Regions from separate parts of the Homo sapiens genome. Here region 2 is linked to region 1. A link is a loop called in an ENCODE intact Hi-C map of the cell type or tissue named here. Cell type or tissue: CD4-positive, alpha-beta T cell. All regions are shown on one strand. Each heading gives the region's core, and the rest is flanking DNA. Links, peaks and the distances in the headings are about the cores only. Region 1 has its middle 48 kb from the start of TMC1. Region 2 has its middle 59 kb from the start of ZFAND5.

Region 1 (2,919 bases), core at 274-2,773:
AAGATAACAAAACCAAGATTATAAAGTCATCGTGATGATGAGATAAAATAAAATAATGTAGATAGGCTGGGCGCGGTGGCTCACGCCTGTAATCCCAGCACTTTGGGAGGCTGAAGCAGGCAGATCACGAGGTCAGGAGATCGAGACTATCCTGGCTAACATGGTGAAACCCCATCTCTACTAAAAATACAAAAAAATTAGCTGGGCATGGTGGCAGGCGCCTGTAGTCCCAGCTACTTGGGAGGCTGAGGCAGGAGAATGGCGTGAACCCGGGAGCTGGAGGTTGCAGTGAGCTGACATCGTGCCACTGTGCTCCAGCCTGGGCTACAGAGTGAGACTCCATCTCAAAAAAAAAAAAAAAAAAAAAAAATATATATATATATATATATAGATAGATAGATAGATAGATAGACAGATATAGATATAGATAAAGTTCCTAGTGGATGCTCAGTAATGGTAGCTATCAAATTTTTACTTGGTCTGAGAATAATTACTCTGATTACTCTGTAGCTATGAATGAAAACTATCTTTCTTATGATGTATAAAGAAAATATCATTACTACATCACTGTGTCAATAAAGCTTAGTGTTCATGAATGTCAGCCCATAGCTTAAGTATGTAAGAAATATTGCCTTCCTTTATTCCTTTTTTCCTTCCTACCTTCCCCTCTATTTTTTTCTTTCTATTTAATTTTGACTCCAATATAGACTGTTGGGAGTTTCAATCTCAATGATTCTTGGGATTCCCCACCTTCTTCAGTTTTACACCAAGGGTGCAGAATCTTTAACTGAGGCACTAGGCAAATCCTGCTACTCACTGGTCTCTGTCTACATCAAGTCCTGCTGAGATGCCTACCATGCCTAGAACTCCTTCCGACGTTTTCCACAATTGGACACCAGGGATCTTTGGTCAATCTAGGAATACTAGGTCTAAGTCTAGTGTCTTAGGAAACCACATGGAAATACGGAAGGAAGAAGGACAGAAGGAAGAAAGGGTGGAAGAAAGGAAGGAAAGAAAAAAGCCACTGGCTCAGGGTCAACTGGGTTTGTTTATTAGGCAATAGATTAACAGGTGAAGAAAGCCATGTAGTCTAGGTAGAAATGAAAACCTCTGGAGGAAAAAATAGAGTGGAAAAGAGCAGAAGGAAAAAGGCCATGGAAAAGCCTAAAGCCCAAACTATTGTAGAGATTTTTCATTTGCAATTTGCAAGTTTTCTTCTGGTAGAAGAGACATGCAATGTATAAAGGGTATTTCCAGTTGACTCAGAGAAAGAGAACTCATGGGTCATGTGAAGCAGGAAGAACATAATAAATGACTTCATGGTTTGGTCTTACTCTAACTTGATTACTTGACTTCATCTTGTTTCTTCACCTGTAAAATGTAGAAGTTCTAAACACAAACTCTTAAAAATATATTTGAATTCTAAAATTCTCTAAATCATGTGAATTGAGAAAGATAATTTTATAGGATGGGCTTTGCTATGGTTTTCAGAGTCATGACTATGAAAGAAAAATGAAGTCAGAGGCAAAATAATCTCTTCTTCTTCCCAGGTGCCATTCCTCTTTGACTGCATCTCTGTTACAGCAGGTATAACTTTCAGTTCTGATTTATGGCCTTTTACTGGCAAGTCTTATCTTCTTGTTTACTACCAGTTTAAATTCTTTAAGGAACTAATTCAGCTACCCAGACCTATCTTCCTTCTCTTTTCCCTCCCTGCTCATACATATTCTCCTTGAACCTAGTAAGCACAAACAATTTTTTCATAAGCAAATGGAAATGACCAGCTTTAAAAACTCAATAATTTCCTCTGAAGGTTACTCGTTGACTTCTCTTGGAAAGTTGTTTCTGTGGCTTACATCCTGACAAACTGAAACTGCTTTTGTCCTAACATATTTATTATTAAATTTTCACCACTGTGCTTAATGCTTTACAGTAATTTTCTCTTTTAATCTCACAACAACCCTGAAGAGCAGATCTGAATGCCATTTTGAAGACAGGAAAACAAAGGCCCACAGAGGTTATAGGATTTGCTAAAGATCATTCAGCTACTAAGGAGCAGAAGCAGGACATGATTCCAAGTCTTTCAGATTCCAAAGCCCACCTCCATATAGTAGAGGTGCGTTCTCAATTCTCTAAATACAGCTAATAGTAACTACTTCACAATTGGAAAGGCCAACTGATTTGTGGATATGCATAGAATAATAATAACGGTAAATTTGGAAACAAAACGACCTCTCCCCAAATCACTCTGAACAGAGTCTGATTTTTAGCAGCTATTTTGTGATATAACATACAGCATTGAAGTCTAGCCTTGAGTTTGTAATCATGGTGCTTACACAGGGTCATCAGGAGTTTGCAAACACAGTTACTCTGCTCTTAAGCAACAGAAGTTTTCAGTGAGAGAAAAAGGAAAACATTTTAAATATAAACATTTTGGAAAGAAACTGATGACCCATCCCATTAGAACGATTCAGACGGGAAATAATAGCCCTTTACTTTCAGCTTATTCTGAATAAGCAAGTATTTTCAGTGTGCATTCCATAATGACTCCCAATTCTCAGAACACTGAAAAACCTTTCAACAAACTCCAGAGGAAAATAAAGTCTGCTGTTGGTGAGACAGGGAACAAGATACCATCATCGCACAGTGACTGCCCAACTCTACAATAAACACATCAGGGAATATCTCCTGTATGTGTATGACACATTCTTAATCCACAATAAATATGTATTTGAACAGTAGATGTATTTTTCTTTCTAAAGAACAATTTTCTGTAGATATTTATGTCTGATTAAACATCAGAACAGAATCTACTTGCCTGTTCTCAGAAGTCCCTGTTTTACCTTAAGTATCCCTTTTTCATAATCTGGTTCAGTAACAGCTTTTTTGATTGAAAACTTCTTTTGGTTTGACAGTTTT
Region 2 (2,919 bases), core at 205-2,704, 50 kb before region 1:
TCACTCAGCTATTAAGTGGTAGAGTGGGATTTGAGCTCAACTTTTCTTGTCTCTGTCCTTCTTTTTGACCACCTAACTACTACTGGCTCCCAGGAGGCCTCATTGAAGCTGGAAAGAGGTGGGGATTGGGAAAAATGGAATTGCAGACTCAGAAGCACCTCATAACATCATCCCTTCTTATTGCCCACTCCCAGAAAGCATCCCCTGGATGTCATCTTTGACAATTGTCACTTTGCTTCTCCTCAGACACTACAGGTGATCCAGAATGTGGTGCCACATGAGGCAACCTAGTCCATTTTTAGACAGCAGTGATTGTCACCCAGTTTTCCCATATTTTGAACAGAAATAATTTATCTCCCTAACTTCACCTACTTGTCCTAGTTCTGTTTTCTGGAGCTCTACCAAATAAAACTATTTTTCTTCTGATGGATAAATTTAAGTATTTGTAGATGCCAGGGAATTTGGAACAGTTTCCTACTACACCCCAAGCTCCTTTCCCTATTTGCAGAAGAAATGCAGGGGTTCATTCTCCACTTGGGCCAGTGCTTTGCGTTCATTTCTGTGAGCAGCTTATTATGTGTGCCTATTAACCCAGAAGGACACAATTGTGCATAGGAAAGTAGCTTTGTTTTACGGTTCAATTGATTGGAACAATAAGTACACCTCTGTGTGGTCTTCATAGTTTATTATGATTATGATTATGGTTATGATTATTTTGAGATGGGGTTTCTCTCTTGTAGCCCAGGCTGGAGTACAATGGCACGATCTCAGCTCACTGCAACCTCTGCCTCCCAGGTTCAAGCGATTCTCCTGCCTCAGCCTCCTGAGTAGCTGGGATTACAGGCGCCCACCCCCATGCTAGGCTAATTTTTGTATTTTTAGTGGAGACGGAGTTCGCCATGTTGGCCAGGCTAGTCTCAAACTCCTGACCTCAGGTGGTCCACCTGCCTTGGCCTCCCAAAGTGCTGGGATTGCAGGAGTAAGCTACTGCGCCCAGCCCATAGTTTATTATTTTACTTAATTTTTTCAAGACATTGGCTTTGAGTATGGCCCTGTTAGGCCCTGGTGTTAAAATGTTAGACAAGTCATTTATGTCTTTTGTGAAAACAGGGCTAAAATGTAATGGGAAAAAAAAGTGCAGTAGTTTTGGGTGTCACATGAGGGAGGGCCTTGAAAGAGCAAGGAGGTGCCCGGCATGGGCTCCCTGGGTGGAGGGTGAAGCACTGGATACTTTCAAGGACCAGTAGGCTGGTACCATCAAGGGAAATAACAAAATGGGATCAATTTGGCAATGATTTGTGGTACTTCTGGTTCAATTTGAAGAGGGGTGAAGATTACAGAGTACATACAGATGAAATTATTTCTGTTAAATTAGGCATAATAGTTATGGAAGCTGTGAGTTGTTTATGTCTTATTTGCATTCTTGATAAAAATTTCCAGGAGGCCCAGGGAGTTCTGTGTTTCAGTGAAACCCTTGCAATTTATGAAGACTATTTCATCTTTAGGATCTTGTTACCAGAACTGACTCTCTTTTTCTTGGGGAAAGGGTGCCTCCCCTTCCTCTGGTGGATTTCACTATTTTGTGTTGAAAAGTAAATTTGCCTAAACTTGGTAGGCCACTCCCAGACATATGACTGTGGGAAGGATCCTTCCTCTTTTGAAGCTTGAATTTCCTCATCTGTCAACTAAGGTTCTTTCCAGCTCTGAGGATCATAAGCCCTCTTCTTATTTTGGTGTGATGTTTTCCTGATATATAAAGGCCCAGTAATGTGATATATAATGTGCCATCAATGACACATTCTCCTGGCAACATCTATGGTATTGCAGATTAAGTTATTGGCTGTAATTCTTCATTCCCCTGTTATAGTAATATTATACATTTATATCCCTGTCATGGGTTTATTTTATTTTATTTTATTTTATTTTTTGAGACAGAGTTTTGCTCTGTTGCCCAGGCTGGAGTGCAATGGTGCGATCTTGGCTCACTTCAACCTTCGCCTCCCAGGTTCAAGAAATTCTCCTGCCTCAGCCTCCTGAGTAACTGGGATTACAGGCAACCGCCACCATGCCTGGCTAATTTTTGTATTTTTAGTAGAGATGGAGTTTCACCATGTTGGTCAGGCTGGTCTCAAACTCCTGACCTTAGGTGATCTGCTTGCCTTGGCCTCCCAAAGTTCTGGAATTATAGGCATGAGCCATAGCGCCCGGCCCAGCCATAGGTTTAGAGTAGGAAAAGTGTACTTTCCAGCTCCTTGGCTTTAGGCGTGGTTGTGTGACCAGTGGGCTGTTAGCAGATGTGATGAAGCAGAGGCTTGAGCTGTGCTTGTGCACGTTCCAGGCACTGGTCGCAGAAAAATAAAAGAAATGTAGAACCAGACCAAAATTCTTCCCAAAGCTTAGAGCCCAGCCTAGATCAGCTGAATCCCTGTAGATGCTTGAGTGAAAAATAAATACTTTATGTTTTTGCTGCTGAGATTTTGTAGTTGTCTGTTTTTTTTTTTGAGACAGACTTGTTCTTGTGGCCCAGATGGGAGTGCAGTGGCATGATCTCAGCTTCTGTAACCTCCACCTTCCCGTTTCAAGCAATTCTCCTGCCTCAGCCTCCTGAGTAGCTGGGATTACCTGCCACCACACCTGTCTAAGTTTTGTATTTTTAGTAGGGGTTTCACCATGTTGGCCAGGTGGTCTCGAACTCTTCTGTTGTTGTTGTTGTTGACACGGAGTCTTGCCCTGTTGCCCAGGCTGGAGTGCAATGGTGCAATCTCAGCTCACTGCAACTTCCGCCTCCCGGGTTCAAGGGATTCTCCTGCCTCAGCCTCCTGAGTATCTGGGATTTCAGGTACGCACCTCCACGCCCAGCTAATTTTTGTATTTTTAGTAGAGACGGAGTTTCACCATGTTGGACGGGCTGGTCTCGAA

Evidence for each region. Peaks named below come from ENCODE experiments on the same cell type or tissue, not always from the same donor. Only the 100,000 strongest peaks of a DNase experiment are listed, where the experiment ranks them.
Region 2: it touches region 1 in a loop (3-fold over the local background); 4 of 110 quality-filtered maps call a loop at or near these places.

What each region holds. Positions count from the first base shown.
Region 1 is chr9:72,472,439-72,475,357 of GRCh38, forward strand. No RefSeq gene overlaps it. Among named protein-coding and RNA genes, the nearest start is that of TMC1, 48 kb to the right of the region's middle. RefSeq lists an enhancer at 1,170-1,269. In CD4-positive, alpha-beta T cell, for the core only: no CTCF peak of the experiment used is centred there; a DNase peak (open chromatin) is centred at 1,273.
Region 2 is chr9:72,422,696-72,425,614 of GRCh38, forward strand. No RefSeq gene overlaps it. Among named protein-coding and RNA genes, the nearest start is that of ZFAND5, 59 kb to the left of the region's middle. In CD4-positive, alpha-beta T cell, for the core only: no CTCF peak of the experiment used is centred there; a DNase peak (open chromatin) is centred at 1,656.